Linked DNA regions of Mus musculus: region 2 is linked to region 1. Evidence: chromatin contacts called from ENCODE POLR2A ChIA-PET data. All regions are on one chromosome and are shown on one strand. Each heading gives the region's core, a stretch centred on a gene start or an enhancer-like site at or near the end of the contact. The rest is flanking DNA. Distances are from core to core; before and after follow the strand shown. Region 1 holds the start of Prr12 (proline rich 12). Region 2 holds the start of Aldh16a1 (aldehyde dehydrogenase 16 family, member A1).

Region 1 (7,528 bases), core at 3,130-5,629:
ACATCCTGAGGTACACAGTACCCTGTCCCAAAAAAACAAAATCGACAACAACAACCCTAGAGGTTCAATCTCCAACAAAAAATATATAAAATTATTTAAAAATAAAAAGAGCCAAGGTGAACAAAAACAGATTGTAGATAGGACATTGAAATCTTGTTTGCTTCCTCTGTTTGTTGAAAGGGTCTGTACCTTAGGCATGGCTTCAGGTAAGTTCAACACCTCAGTATTTCAGGGTGTCCCCCGATTTATCTATCCATTGTTAAGTGAAGTCTTTCTATCCCTGTAAATGCTGAAGCCTTCCTATGCAATGGCCTTTCCTCTTGTGTTCTGCAGTCAAAGTTCAGTTTATAAGTAGAAGATGCATGTTTGTCTCTTCCTTCTCTGTCCAGTGATGGGGATGGACCAACCCAGGGCCTTACATATTCTGCCCAGCTGCTCTACCTCTGAGCTACAACAGCTCACATTCTCTTCAGTTCCTGTTTTGTGATAAGGTCTCACTAACTTGCCCAGGCTGACCTTGAATACACTGCCACACAGACTTCTGGCATGGACTCCTCCAGCCTTAGCCTTGAAAAGGAGCTGAGATGGCAGGTCTAGCCCATCAGCCCCTCCTCAGATCAAAATGGGTTTCCAGGGGCTCCTGGGAGTGGGTCACAATCCCATTCTGCAGCCCAGGAAACAGAGGCTCTGAGAAAGCAGTCTTCTTCATTGCCTGAAGCCCCAGGAGCTAGAAGGGGCCTCAGATCCGCTTTGCTTCTCAGCCCATGCCCTCTGGAAAAGGGATTGAGAAGGTGGTAGTACTGAATCACTGGCACCCTCTGCCCACAGGGCGTGGACGGGTGGATGTTGCAGGCCTGGCGGTGGGACTGACCTCTGGGATCCTCCTCATTGTCTTGGCCGGCTTGGGAGCCTTTTGGTATCTGCATTATCGACGGCGCCGCCTCAGAGGCCAGGAGTCCTGTCTGCAAGAGTAAGGAGTCCTCTAGGAGAAGGGGGAGGAAAGTGGGAGGGAGACAGCTTGTTTGGAGGAGGAGGACTAAAGCTTGGGACAGGAGACCAATGATGAAGAGGCTGGAGCCACAGCCTATGGAGAGTAGGCTGCCATTCCTGTTGGTCTGCTCAGCAAGCACTGGCTCTTTTGGCAATTGATACCTGTCAGTCGTTTGAGTGCCAGGTTTCAGTGAAGTCATCACTGGATAAAAACTGCAAGTGGCAGGCAGGCGTGGTGGCACAGGCCCTCGATCCCAACACTTGGGAAGCAAAGGCAGGCGGATCTTTGAGTTAGAGGCCAGCCTGGTCTACAGAGCAAGTTCCAGGACAGCTAGGGCTACACAGAGAAAAACAAACGAAAAGGCAGCTGATGGGGCTGAGTAGGCTGTGGTCCATAGCTGTCTGTGGCATGGTCTTTCTCATGGGTACAAATCACAGCAAGTTTTTTTTGTTTTGTTTTGTTTTGTTTTGTTTTTTCGAGACAGGGTTTCTCTGTGTAGCCTGGCTGTCCTGGAACTCACTTTGTAGACCAGGCTGGCCTCGAACTCAGAAATCCGCCTGCCTCTGCCTCTCAAGTGCTGGGATTAAAGGCGTGCACCACCACTGCCCGGCTTTTTATTTTTATTTTAAAAATTTTTTTTACAGCAAGTGTTTGTATGCGCTGGGAGTAGTCTATGGATTTCAGACTAGCAGAGGCTCACAGGGTGCCTCATAGTGGTAGCTGGGGATCATGGTGCTTCCAGCACCTGGGAGGCAGAGGCAGGAAGATCTAAAGTGTTCAAAACCTCTTCATTATAATGTGAATTCAAGGATAACCTGGGTAACTTATGGAGAAGCCTCCTCAAAATAAAATGTAGAAAGAACAGTGAGGGTGTAGATGGGTAGTGGACTGCCCATGTAAAGACTACCCATGAAAGGATGGACCTAGAGTGCCCTGGGTCCTGAGTAGGGGAAGGCCCATTAAGATTGCTTAGTGGGGCCAGGGGCAGTGGTGGCATGTGCCTTTAATCCGAGCTCTTGGGAGGAAGAGGCAGGTGGATTTCTGAGTTCGAGGCTAGCCTGGTCTACAGAGTGAGTTCCAGGATAGCCAGGTCTACACAGAGAAACCCTGTCTCGAAAAACCAGATTAAAACAAAACAAACAGATTGCTCCCAAACTTGACAACCACATAGGGACCCACATAGTGAAAGGAGACACACTCACTTGTGTTGTCCTCTTTTATTTGTGTGTGGGGATATGTGCACACACAGAGAATATATAACTGCAATTTAAATATCAAAATACAATATTAAGAGAATGGGTTTGGAAGCTGGGCATGCAGCTCACACATGCAGTCCCAGTGCTTGGGAGGCTGGGCAGAAGGACTGTTCCAAGTTCTAAAGCCAGCCCAGGAGACCTTGCGGGGGGGGGGGGGGGGGTAGAGACTGGGTTTGGGAAATTTTGGGACTAAATGTTTCTGTGTTGTGTTCGTGTCTGTGTGGACCTCCTGAGCTTGGTCTTGTCTGTTCTTGTTGTCTGTCCTGATGTTTCTCTGTTACCCTGGGGCACCTGTTTCTGTGGATGAGAGTACACATCCAGGTTCATGTCCATGTCCATCAGGGTGTCCTTTGAGGCACTTTTCTGGGCCATCTCTCTTACACCTCTGAAGGTCTTGTAGGTTTCTTTCTTTTTTTGTGTGTTTTTGTTTTGTTTTTTTATGAGACAGGGTTTCTCTGTGTAGCCCTGGCTGTCCTGGAACTCACTCTGTAGACCAGGCTGGCCTCGAACTCAGAAATCCCCATGCCTCTGCCTCCCAAATGCTGGGATTAAAGGCGTGTGTGCCAACACCTCCCGACTGTAGGTTTCTTTTTATTCGTTTCTTTTAAAGTTTTCTTTTATGTGCCTGGTGCCGTCAAAGATCAGAAGAGGGTGTCGGCTCCTCCAGGACTGGAGTTACAGATGGTTGTGAGCAGCCATGTGGGTGCTGGAATTGGAACCTGGGTCCTCAGCAAGTTCAGCAAGTGTTTTAACCGCTGACCCCCTTGTCTCCAACTATAATGTAGGTTTTATACTAACCACACTTTTTCTGTTTCCAGGACCGGGCTCATCATCCCCTTGAGTCCTCAGACGCCTCAATCTCCACCCTTGCCCCCAGGCCTTCCCACCTATGAGCAGGCTTTAGCAGCCTCCGGGGTGCACGACGCACCTCCGCCCCCTTACTCCAGGTATGAGGCGGGGCTTCTGCCTGGGTGGTGCCAGAGGGAGGGGGGGGGAGAGGCAACGCGTGGGAGGGGCGTGTCCCCAAGGGCAGGGCTTGGTGCTTAGGAAAACCTACATAGGGCGGAGCTTGCAGGGGAGGGCGGACCCTACGCAATTGTCTATAGGGGCGTGGATCAGCCTTGCAAGAGTGCAGCTTTTGAGGAAGGTGGGGCTTGTGCCTACAGGATTGAGGATTGGCTGAGGCACCAAGGGCGGGTCGGTGTAGGCTCGGTGGAGGGGGCGGCTGGGATGTTTGACTCTGCACTCCCAACCCCCATCCCCGATAGCCTCAGAAGGCCTCACTGAAGACCTGCTTGCAGCGCGGGCTCCCTGAACTGTGCCCCTGATTCATAGCGGATTCCGGAAGTCGCCAGCTTCTTCGACGACTGGGCTTCAGTGTGTCCGTGGGGGAGTCAGGGTCGTCGGACCCGAGGTCTACCATGACACACGTGTTTCCGCCGGGCACGCATACACGCACGTCCCTGACCATCCTGTTGCCGAGTTGGTGCCCCCGGCCCTCCAGTGACCCCCCCCCACACTTCGTCTGAGCAGTGGCCCTGCCTCAGAATGGGCAGACCTTTTAGGAAACTCGGATCAGACGTGACTCGGCTGTCACTCCACTGGTGCCGCGGGGCACGTACGCGCAGGGAACCAGGCCCTTGCACACGCCTGACTTCGTGTATTTCCCCAGTCGGGCACATGGGCGGTTTGTAATCCAGTATAAAGGTGGGGGGCGCATTTGCAATGTGCTGTAAGCGGGGTGTCACGCTTGTGTTGCACCCGGGTAAATGGAGTTGATCTGAGCTGCCCTCTGCTTAAAAACCCTTTGGGAAAGGAAGGGGGGATGGAAGAAATAAAAAATTGAAACAATGAGAAAAAAATAAAAATGCAAAAGAACTGAGCCCCCTTTCTGGGCGCATTTGCGCGCGGTGGAACTGAATCTCTGTGTACAGGCGCTGTGCCCTACACCCCCAGGCTCCGCTGGTGCGCTCGCGCTCACTCGCTTACCCCCCCCCCCCGCCTCCCAGGCTCCGCTAGTGCTCGCTCGCGCTCTCTCTCTCTCTTTTTTTTTTTTTTTTACATTTGCACGGGATTGTGGGAGGAAGCGGAGCGCAGCCAGACACCCCGCCGCCCGCCCCCCTTCCCCTCCCCCCTCCCCCTGCCGCCTTGTGCAAAGATGGCTGCACCGTGAGCGCAGAGGAGGAGGAGGTGGCGGCGGCGGAGGCGAAAGAGCGAGCACCCAGCGCCCGCACCCACTCCGGGGCCGTCCGGGACGCCCCCTCCGGAGCGCGCGTCCCCTTCTCTCTTGCAAGCGCCGGGGCAAAGGCGGAGACAGCGGGGTCCCTCCTCCCCCCTTTCCCTCCTCCAGGGGGAACCCCCCCTCCTTGGCTCAGCGGCTGCACCCCTCCTTTGCCCGCCCCTCCGTCCCTGCCCCCTCCCTCCCCCGCCCGGGGCCTTCCCGGGCCTTCGGTGGCCGCAAAGAAAAAAAAAGAGAAAGGGAGGAAAAAAAGCAGCGGAGGGAGCGGCGGCGGAGGAGAGCGCGCGCGCTCCCCCTCCTTTCCCCCTCCCTCCCCCTCCCCCCAATTTCCACCGCGGCCAATTCATGGACAGGAACTACCCCAGCGCCGGCTTCGGGGACCCGCTCGGCGCCGGGGCGGGATGGAGTTACGAGAGGTCAGCGAAAGCTAGGTAAGGAGCTGAGGGGGACCTAGAGAAATGGGCCAAGAGGTGGGGGGATTCCTGCCTGGCCTGGGCCTGGGGCCCGCTCGGCAACGCGTGCATCGCCAACTCCCCCTCCGATTTTTGCAAGGGAGCGGCCTTCTTTGGGTTTGTAACAACGCCGCCGCCCCAGTTTGCAAATTGCAAACTCCGCCAAAGCCAGCTCCTGCTTGCAAAAGAGAGAAACGAAGCAGGCAAGGCGCAAAAACAAATTCGAACCGGGAAGGCCTTGGGAAGATGGGAAGGGTTGGCGAAGCAAGGCCTGGACTTGCCCCCCATCTTTGGATTCCCGGCGTGCTGACCCCTCCCCCCGGGCGCCCCTGGCTCTGCAACTGCAAAGGTGGGAGGAAAAGAGAATCAGCTCGCAGACCTGGGGGGCTGCACCCCCTCCCAGGTCCTATTGTTCCGGGGCTGCAGGAGGCCGGGCCACTCGGTCCCTCCCCCCTCCAAGAAATTCCCCGCGCAGAGTGGGCAAGGGGCCCCGCCCCCTTCTTAAACTAGAATTCTGTGTGTTTGGGGGGGTCCTGAGATTAGGGACACGCCCCCTTCTGCTCCCCACCTTGCTCAAAGCTGTGAATCCTGGTTGATGGCGCGCTGTTTGCCCTCTGGTGCAAGGCCACGGATTTGGGCCCTTTCTGGAACAGAGTCGTGTCTCTTCCCCGTTTGTGTTTGTGTGTGTGAGCGTGGGCCCTGTGCACGCGTGGCTAGCCGCGTGTTCACCCGTGAACCTGCCTCTTGTAGTTTAATCTGTGTCCTCACTCTTCACCTGCCCTTCACCCTCCTCCCCCTCCACACTTAGCTTTCCCCAGCGTGTATAAATTTTTAGAGTGGGACTTCACACTCGGGACCTTTTCTTTTGCACGGGTGAATTGAACTCCTGTTTGTACACGCATCTGGCTTCACTTAGGCCGGTGCATTTGAACCTCAGCCCCTAGGGATGCAACGAATTCGTGTCAGGACTTGTACCTGGGACTTTCCCTGTGTCCTGTCCCCTCCCCACCTTCTCCCCTTGCCATTTGGGACACAAGCTACCTCCTGCTCCTGGCCTGGCTGGATTCCTTTCCTAATTCAGGGTCCGTGTCGTTTCAGCGGGTCTTGGGTTGTCCGTGCGTCCTTGCAGTGTTGGACCTTTCGTTCTGTTGTGGCATGGGAGGACTTCAAGGGAGGACCACACCTTTCACGTTGACTATTTGCTTCCCCTGACTTTCTCCGTCCCCAGTGTGTCCTCGCATGCCCGTGTTTGCAAACGTGGGACTCTTAAGTGCTCCAGAATGACATTTTTTAACCCCCTCCCCCGCCATGGGATGACTGGATTCCCTAGTGTTATCTCTGGGTTCTTTGGAGTAACACCTCCATTCAGTTGAGAAGCCCCTCCTAGCCCCCTTCCCAGAGGATAGCTTGAGAGAATACTCTGACATCTCTCTCTTGCTCCCAGCTTGGTCTACGGCAGCTCCCGGACTTCCCACCCAGAAACCGACATCTTGCATCGCCAGGCCTATGCGGCCCCCCACCCACTACAAAGCTATGCCACCAACCACCACCCTGCAGGTATGGGCTCCCATCCTGGAGGGCTGGGGCAAGTCTGCCCTTTAAGATATCTGATTGGTTGCTGAAAGTTCCGCCCCTGCTAATTGGCCTTGCTCTGGGTCCTGGACCTCTTTTTGCCACTTCTCCTCTGATTGGTTGCCTCTGAGGCCTTATCTCACGCCGGATTTGTCAGGCCCGTCATGGCTCCGCCCCTCTGCCTCCTATTGGCTGTTACCCATCAGGGCCCCCCCCCCCAAATCCCACCTTCTCTTCCAGGCTTTTCCTTTCCCTCCAGCCCACCCCTAGTCTTTTCTTTCCCCGTGGGATTCTCTTGGCTGGTCGTCTCCTTTTTCTTTCCTATTGACTCCAGTTATTTAGCCCTCCCCCTTTTGCTTAGAGTAACCTCATCCCCCACCTTGTCCTTGCTGCCCACACCTCTGAATTTTAAATCGGTGCAGTCTGCCCAGGCTGCCCTTGTTGTCCCCTTCCCTGTTTTCTGACTCTTGCCCTTTTTTTTCCCCTTCCTCTTTTGAATTTTCTTTGGTACTTCTGAGGTGCTGGAAATCCCACCCTGAGCCTTCTATAGCCTCATAGCCTCACACCCCCCCCCCCCCCGCCCATTCCTTTCTTTCTTTATTTTAATAAGTGCGATAGGCTCTCTTGGAGTTACTCAGATTGTCTCTGAAGGTCTGATCCTCCTGCCTCAGCCTCCTGAAAACTGCGTTGACGGGCACTGCGTCCATTTGCTTGCCTTTGGCTCCTCCCTCCAGTCCTCCTCTGAACTGAACCTGGTTTAGTGCTTTTCCCATCCGTCTGTCTCACCCCAGCCACTACCCTCTTCTTGGCTGATTCGTTCACTTATCCATTGTCAGGCCTCTCTGGACTTTTTGACACTGGCCTCCACCACGCGGGCTCAGCAGGGCCCGACGCCTCCGTCATGAACCTCATCTCGGCCCTGGAGTCTCGGGGCCCCCAGCCTGGCCCTTCCGCCTCCTCTCTCCTTTCCCAGTTCCGAAGCCCTTCCTGGCAGACAGGTAAGTGCTATTTCCAGCGG
Region 2 (6,795 bases), core at 831-3,330, 100 kb before region 1:
ATGCAGTCTATGCCCCCTTTTATTTTTACAAGAACTCCCAAGATCACCCCAACTCCATTTCATTTAGAACCTAGGAAACCTGAGGCAAACAACTACAATCCCCACAGGCCTCACTGCTGCCATGGGGCACTCTGGGAACTGAAGCCACATCTCTGAGTGCCAATTAATAATAGATTCTTAAATACCCAGGTTCCCACCAGTCTAGTCAGCCCGCACCTTCAGCAGCAGCTCCTGAAACCGCACCGTCTCTTCACCCATCGACTCTGTGTCGCTTAGTTCTGGTGCCAAAAACGTCGAGTCCGCCATGGCCCTAGGAAAAAGTCCTAGGCGTCCAAAAACGTGAAGAACGTTTCGCAGATAAGCGAAGCTAGCCTACTGTAGGGTCACAGCTGATTCGTTTGCGTGTGTGTGTGTGTGTGTGTGTGTGTGTGTGTGTGTGTTCGATATAGGGCTTCTCTGTGCAGCCTTTCCTGGCTGCCCTGGAATGCTTTGTAGACCAGGCTGGCCTCGAATCCTGCCTATGCCTCCAAAGTGCTGGGATTAAAGGCATGCACCATTACCTCCCGACCAGGACCAGTGAGTACACCCAGGCCTCCACCCAGAATCCCAAAATTTGTCCTGAGAATGGTCTACAGTTCCATTACGATGAAGGCTCCGTTCTCAAGTCGGCTGGGTATCTTGATAGGTCCTGTTTGGCCAATGCATAAATGAAAGCCACACTTCCGGCGTCTGTATAACTAAGGAACTGAAGTAGCCACCGTTAAGCCCACCTCAGCGCCCTTCATCCAAAGCAGGCACCTACAGGGACCACTTGTATGAAAGAGCTGAAGCCACGCCCTCCTAGCCAACCAATCAAAAGTAAGGACTGAGGAGGCCTGCGAAATGACACACTTCCTGAATCAATAAAACCTACATATCTGCCCTTCCCAAACCTCAGAGGTTACAGTACAGAAAGGATTGCCACTCTGAGAACTTTAGTATCTCCTGCTCTTGTCTATCATGAGTTAGGCTCTGGGTCTGATCCCACTCAACACACACCCAGTCTCAATGCTATTAATCGCCCTTTTTTGAACATAATTAATGTTTTTGCTTATAAAGAAGTTATAGAGGCAGAGGAGGCTGGAGAGATAGTTAAACGGCAGAGTGCTGACTGCTCTTCCAGAAGAGGAGAGTTCGATTCCCAACACCCAGATTGCGACTAACAAAGCCCTGTAACTCCAGTTCTAGGGGGATCTGTCGCCTCCTCTTCTGGCCTCCTGGGGAACTGCATGTACATGATGCACAGACAAGCAGGCAAAATACTCATGCACATAACAATAATCTTTGTTTGCTTCTTTTAAAGAAAGAAAAGCATTTGGGGTGGAGAGAAGGCTCAGCAATTAAGAACACATGTTATTTTTGGAGATGTCTGGGGTTAAGCTCCAAACAGCCACAACTGTCATGAGGCTCTCTCCAGCCCAGCGGCTGCATCGCCCTCTTCTGGGCTCCACAGGCACTGCAGACACATAGTGCAAAGACATACCTCAGGGCTGGGCGTGGTGGCGCACGCCTTTAATCCCAGCACTCCGGAAGCAGAGGCAGGCGGATTTCTGAGTTCGAGGCCAGCCTGGTCTACAAAGTGAGTTCCAGGAGAGCCAGGGCTACACAGAGTACATACAAAGAAAGATAAATATTTTTTTAGCCAAGTGTGCTGGCACACGCCTCTAATACCAGCACTCGGGAGGCGGAGATAGGTGGGTCTGTGAGTTGAAGCCAGCCGGGTCTACATAGTTAGATCCAGGGCCTCCAGAGCTCACAGTGAGACTCTGTCTGAAAAACAAAATAAAACAAAACAACGAAAATCTATTTTTTCTAAAGAGTCAAAGTGACAATAGCCGAAGGCCTTCTGCCAGTGCGGGACCCCACCCACCCACCCAACCATGTCTGTTCTCCCCGAAACTACATTTCCCAGCATCCGCCCATAGGCCGCATCGCGCGGCTCTAAAGTAGGCGGGTCACGTCCTATATAGCTCGCTTCCGGGCCCTACGGTTGGCCCCGCCCCTTTGATTGGAGTGGGCGGTGCCGCCCTTCGGACCTCCAAGTTCCTCTAGGTAGACCGTCCAGCAATCCCTCGCGGAAGGCTCCGGGAGAGCGATGGCGGCTACGCGTGTACAGCCCAGTACCCGGGAGATTTTCACGACGCTGGAGTACGGACCGGTGCCGGAGAGCCACGCATGCGCACTGGTGAGGGCTTGCCCCGCGGCCGCTGCTGCCTCCGAGTCCTCTCGGCCGCTTGGGGCGCGCGGGCTCCCGTCATCCACTGCGGCCTTCTCGGAAGCCCCGCCCCTCTGAGCGCGTGATTTCCCCTACAGTGCGGAAGCCTGGGCTGGGCGGCTGGCGGTGGGCGGCGATGGTTGTCCTCGCGGTTTTCGTTTACGGTCCCGAACGCCGCCGTAGTGTTTCCCCAGGACCCTTCAGGAACGGGTGGTCACTAAATCCCCATACCTCTCGCGGTCCTCCTGAGTCTTCACCTTGCTAGATCGTGGTTCCTTGTGGCCCCCGGCACTTTGGAGGCTCGCGGGAACGTTTAGAACCTCAAGTTCGTTTAGAACCCCAAGTTCGTCCAAAACTTGCTATGACTGCTCCCCTTGTTTCAATATCCTTACGGTGCTCTGTGATCTCCTGCCCCTTCGAACGTCATCTGAGTTCTCTTGACCCTCCTAGCCCATCCTATTCTCATTCTCCCTCTCCCCCTCCCAAGTTTAGTGGATTTCTTTGGGAGATTTTCCTGTTTTCGTACTTCATTTATATTATTCCTTTAGAGCCTCCTGGCCCAAGGCTCCAGAACCCTCTTGCAGCCTCATCGGAATGTGGTAGGGTTCCTGGGATTTTCTTTAAAACCAAGGACCAATCAGAATGCCCAGGGTCCCAGAAATTCTTCCAGCATCCAAGCAGGTATTAGGAGGTTGTAGAGTCTTTAGACTCTTAAGAGGAGTCACCACACTACAAAAGGACTCCAGCTTTGGAGGGACAGCATAAAACACTCTATAAAGTTTAGAGTGTTGATCCCAAAGATACAAGGAGAAAGATCACTGACCCGAAATCATCACGGCCAAAGTAATTTAAGCAAGTAATTAATTAAGCTAGCTTTTTTTTGAGGACACAAGCTGCCTCCCCAATAAGCTTTGGTTCTAGAAGTCAGTCCTGGATGTGAGAAAGACAAGGTTTTTATATATAGTTTGTGGATAGGGGGATTTGGCCACCAAAATAGTTGAGGTTACAGGAGCAGAACATACACATTATAATAACCTTCTGTAGTAAAGACATTATTGCAAGGTGTTCCTAAAATGGTAGCCATAACAACCTTTTGAAACAAAGGTAGGGTTGCAAAACAATTATAATATCTTTTTAAGGGCTGGTGAGATGGCTCAGTAGGTAAGAGCACCCGACTGCTCTTCCAAAGGTCCAGAGTTCAAATCCCAGCAACCACATGGTGGCTCACAACCATCCTATAACGAGATATGATGCCCTCTTCTGGAGTGTCTGAAGACAGCTACAGTGTACTTACATATAATAAATAATAAATAAATCTTTTAAAAATATATATCTTTTTAAAACCAAGACATGGTTGAAGTTTTCTGGAACAGGCAGTGCAGAACCATTTGTACTTAAGGTTACAGGTGGGACATAACCCAATCTTGAGAAACAGGTTTAATCAGAAACAGGAAAGAAGCTAGTTTGTCTTTAAGAGGCTTTCAAGCCTAAGATGGAGGCAGACTGGTTCATCAAGAGATGTCACCAAGATGCTGGTTAAGAGTCGGATCCCGGGCTGGTGAGATGGCTCAGTGGGTAAGAGCACCCGACTGCTCTTCCGAAGGTCCGGAGTTCAAATCCCAGCAACCACATGGTGGCTCACAACCATCCGTAACAAAATCTGACTCCCTCTTCTGGAGTGTCTGAAGACAGCGACAGTGTACCTATATATAATAAATAAATAAAATCTTTAAAAAAAAAAAAAAAGAGTCGGATCCCGCTGGCAGTGGTGACGCACATCTTTAATCCCAGCACTTGGGAGGAGGCAGAGGCAGGTGGATTTCTGAGTTCGAGGCCAGCCTGGTCTACAGAGTGAGTTCCAGGACAGCCAGGGCTACACAGAGAAACCCTGTCTCAAAAAAACAAAAAAATCAAACAAACAAAAAAAGGATAGGATAGATTCTGGACTCTGCTGACAGGGATGCTACGAATCCATCATAATGAGATGGAGCCTAGTGTTGCCTGGACAGACAATTGCAGTGGAGACTCCAACCAGGGAGATGCCAGTTAAAAGGTACTGGACTGTTGGAGTAACTAAAACTATAGATCCAGGTGAGAGGATTTGGGACAATTCAGAGACCCCAGCTGGAAGCTGGTTAGAGGCAGTGTGCCTCTAAGTAGCAATAATAGACTGAAGGCTGGGATTGATAGATGGACTGTGCCAACCTCTGCTAAGTACGATTTTACTTAATCCTCAGAACGTCAGAGAGGGGATTATTTCTGTTCTTTTAGTGACAGAACACAAGGCTAATGAGGGAAGTAATTTTGTCCATAGTACACAGAGCTTAAAGGAGTTTGGATATGGTGGGCAAACCAGTAATCCCAGCATGTGGAAGGCCAAGGCAGGAGAGTTACAAGTTCCAAATCAGCTAAGCAGTCTCAAAAAATGAAAGAGCTGGGCCTGTCACCACGCCTTGGATTCTGGTGTGCCCCCCACCAATCAGTTGCCCCCATTACTCCAACAAAGGTCTCAGGTTTACACTCTATGGGCACCTCAACCAGAAAACATGTTTGTTTTCTTTGGCTTGAGCTTTGTTTTGGAAAAGTCATTTTATTGTACAATTAATTCCATCTAAACATCCTGGATACCAATTTCTCTTGAAAATAAAATTCCAAAGTTTGGCGACCGTTTGGCTCCAGTTCCCTGACAGAATTCATCTGGAACCAATTGTCTTGGCTACTTTGGGAAAGCTCTTGGTGTCCAATAGGCCCGTGGCCTGCCAGGACCCCGTTGACATTCTTGTGGGAGTTTGTTTTCCGTCTTTTCCACAGCAGTTGATGTTAGGAACTCCCATGCATCCATCACTGAGCTTCAACAGCTCTGTGAGGGCAGGCCAGTGTTGGCGGCGCTTTCTCCCTTTCTCTCGAGAGTCGTTTATACAGTGCCGGCTGTTGTGCTACTTTCACATAAATATTTGAGTCCTTATTTCTAACAGATAAGGATTGTTATACAACCAACACTGCCATAGCACTAACTGTCAGTCACAGTGCTTAGTTCCCGGTTCATGTTCACATGGCCCCACTTCACGATGGCTCTGTTCCAGTTTGGAACATTTGCATGACAATTTCTCTTTTCTTTTTAAAAGATTTGGTTCTTTTTTGTTTGTTTTGTTTGCATTTTGGGACAGGGTTTCTCTATGTAGTCCTTCCTGGCTGGCCTGGAATGTTCCACGTAGACAGTCTGACCTGAACTCACAAGCAGTTTACCTGCCTCCCACGTGCACCCCTTGTTCTGTAAGACTACTGTGTCTGTGTGTATGCATGCGCACACGCTATGTGTGTTCCAGGAACTGGAGCTGCAGGTGGCTGTGAGCTGTCTGAAAACCAAACATGTAGCCTGCAGGAGCCCTTAGCTCTGGAGTCAGCTCTTGGCCTTCCTCCTTTTGACTTGCCCTCTCACTAGGCTGGAATTGCCCATGTAGGCAAGGCTAGCTGTTCTTTCCTCCTCCTCCACCTTCCTAACACTGGGATGGTAGACGTGTGTGCCTTGATCCACTCTTCCTGGGATTCCCCACGGATCCTGGGGATTGAATTCAGGTTCTCATCATTGCAAGGCACGTGCTTTGCTGACTGAGCCATTTTCCCACCATGCACCTTGTCTCACGTAGCCTAGGCTGCCCTCTAAATCATAGTGCTCTCCTGCTTCTCCATCTCAAGTGTCCGAATTACAGACACACGGGACGCACTGAGCCCATTTTGCTTTAAGGAAAAAAAAAGTAAAGAATGAAAAAGGCCCAGTTGTCAGGGTAAGGGAAAAACATCAGAAAGTGGAAGGTAGGTGTTGGATTTCAGAACAGCAGGAAATGTAAGGAGGAAGAGAAAGCAGCATGAAGCAGGGGTCAAGCTCACAGAAGGAGTTGAAGTGGCTCTGCTGGCTGTTTATGTATATTGATTCCTTCCCTTCTGGGGGTGGGGGTGGGGGGGATGTTTTACCAGAGGAAGAGGCTTAAACCCTGCTTAAGCCTGGCAGTAGGAGCACACTCCTTTAATCCCAGGCAGAAGATGAAGGCCAGCCTGGTCTATAGAGCTAGTTCCAGGACAGCCAGAGAGAGAGAGAGAGAGAGAGAGAGAGAGTGTGTGTGTGTGGTTTCACATTTAAGCCAGGTACACTGGTGTACACAGTGGATGGATGCAGGAGATCTGGGGTTCATTCCTGACACTTCAGTAAGTTTAACCAGCCTGGGCTATTATTACATTACAGACTAAAAATAGAGTCCAAGATCTTGCCGTTGTAGCCCAGGCTGGCCTGAGTACTGGGGCTGTATATAGACTATACTATATATATATAGGCTGCAGCAGCAGTACTAGCTAACGTAAAGAGTTTCAAATAATGTTTTAGCCATAGTAAAACAAACAAACAAAAGACAAAACAGGGGCTGGAAGTATAATTTGATAGTATAGAGCACTGAGTTCAAACCCCAGCCCAAAACAAAAACAAAAGGCAGACAGGAGAAGGATGAACTGACGGCAAAGGGTACAAACATCCCCTCAGCGAGACAAGG

The links. ChIA-PET counts read pairs that join two places held with the same protein, here RNA polymerase II (POLR2A).
Region 2: POLR2A ChIA-PET joins it to region 1 with 10 read pairs in embryonic stem cell. The contact joins the promoter of Aldh16a1 here to the promoter of Prr12 in region 1. POLR2A ChIA-PET finds 5 or more read pairs at or near these places in 3 of 5 experiments (Patski and embryonic stem cell).

What each region holds. Positions count from the first base shown.
Region 1 is chr7:45,050,185-45,057,712 of GRCm38, reverse strand. It overlaps Prr12 (proline rich 12), which reads left to right and starts at 4,379. Exons shown (of 14, transcript NM_175022.3): 1 at 4,379-4,917; 2 at 6,383-6,495; 3 at 7,347-7,508. The coding sequence starts at 4,832. It overlaps Prrg2 (proline-rich Gla (G-carboxyglutamic acid) polypeptide 2), which reads left to right. Exons shown (of 7, transcript NM_022999.1): 5 at 829-970; 6 at 3,066-3,194; 7 at 3,516-4,109. The coding sequence ends at 3,534.
Region 2 is chr7:45,149,821-45,156,615 of GRCm38, reverse strand. It overlaps Aldh16a1 (aldehyde dehydrogenase 16 family, member A1), which reads left to right and starts at 2,080. Exons shown (of 17, transcript NM_145954.2): 1 at 2,080-2,224. The coding sequence starts at 2,135. It overlaps Pih1d1 (PIH1 domain containing 1), which reads right to left and starts at 2,313. Exons shown (of 10, transcript NM_029406.4): 1 at 2,076-2,313; 2 at 217-310. The coding sequence starts at 306.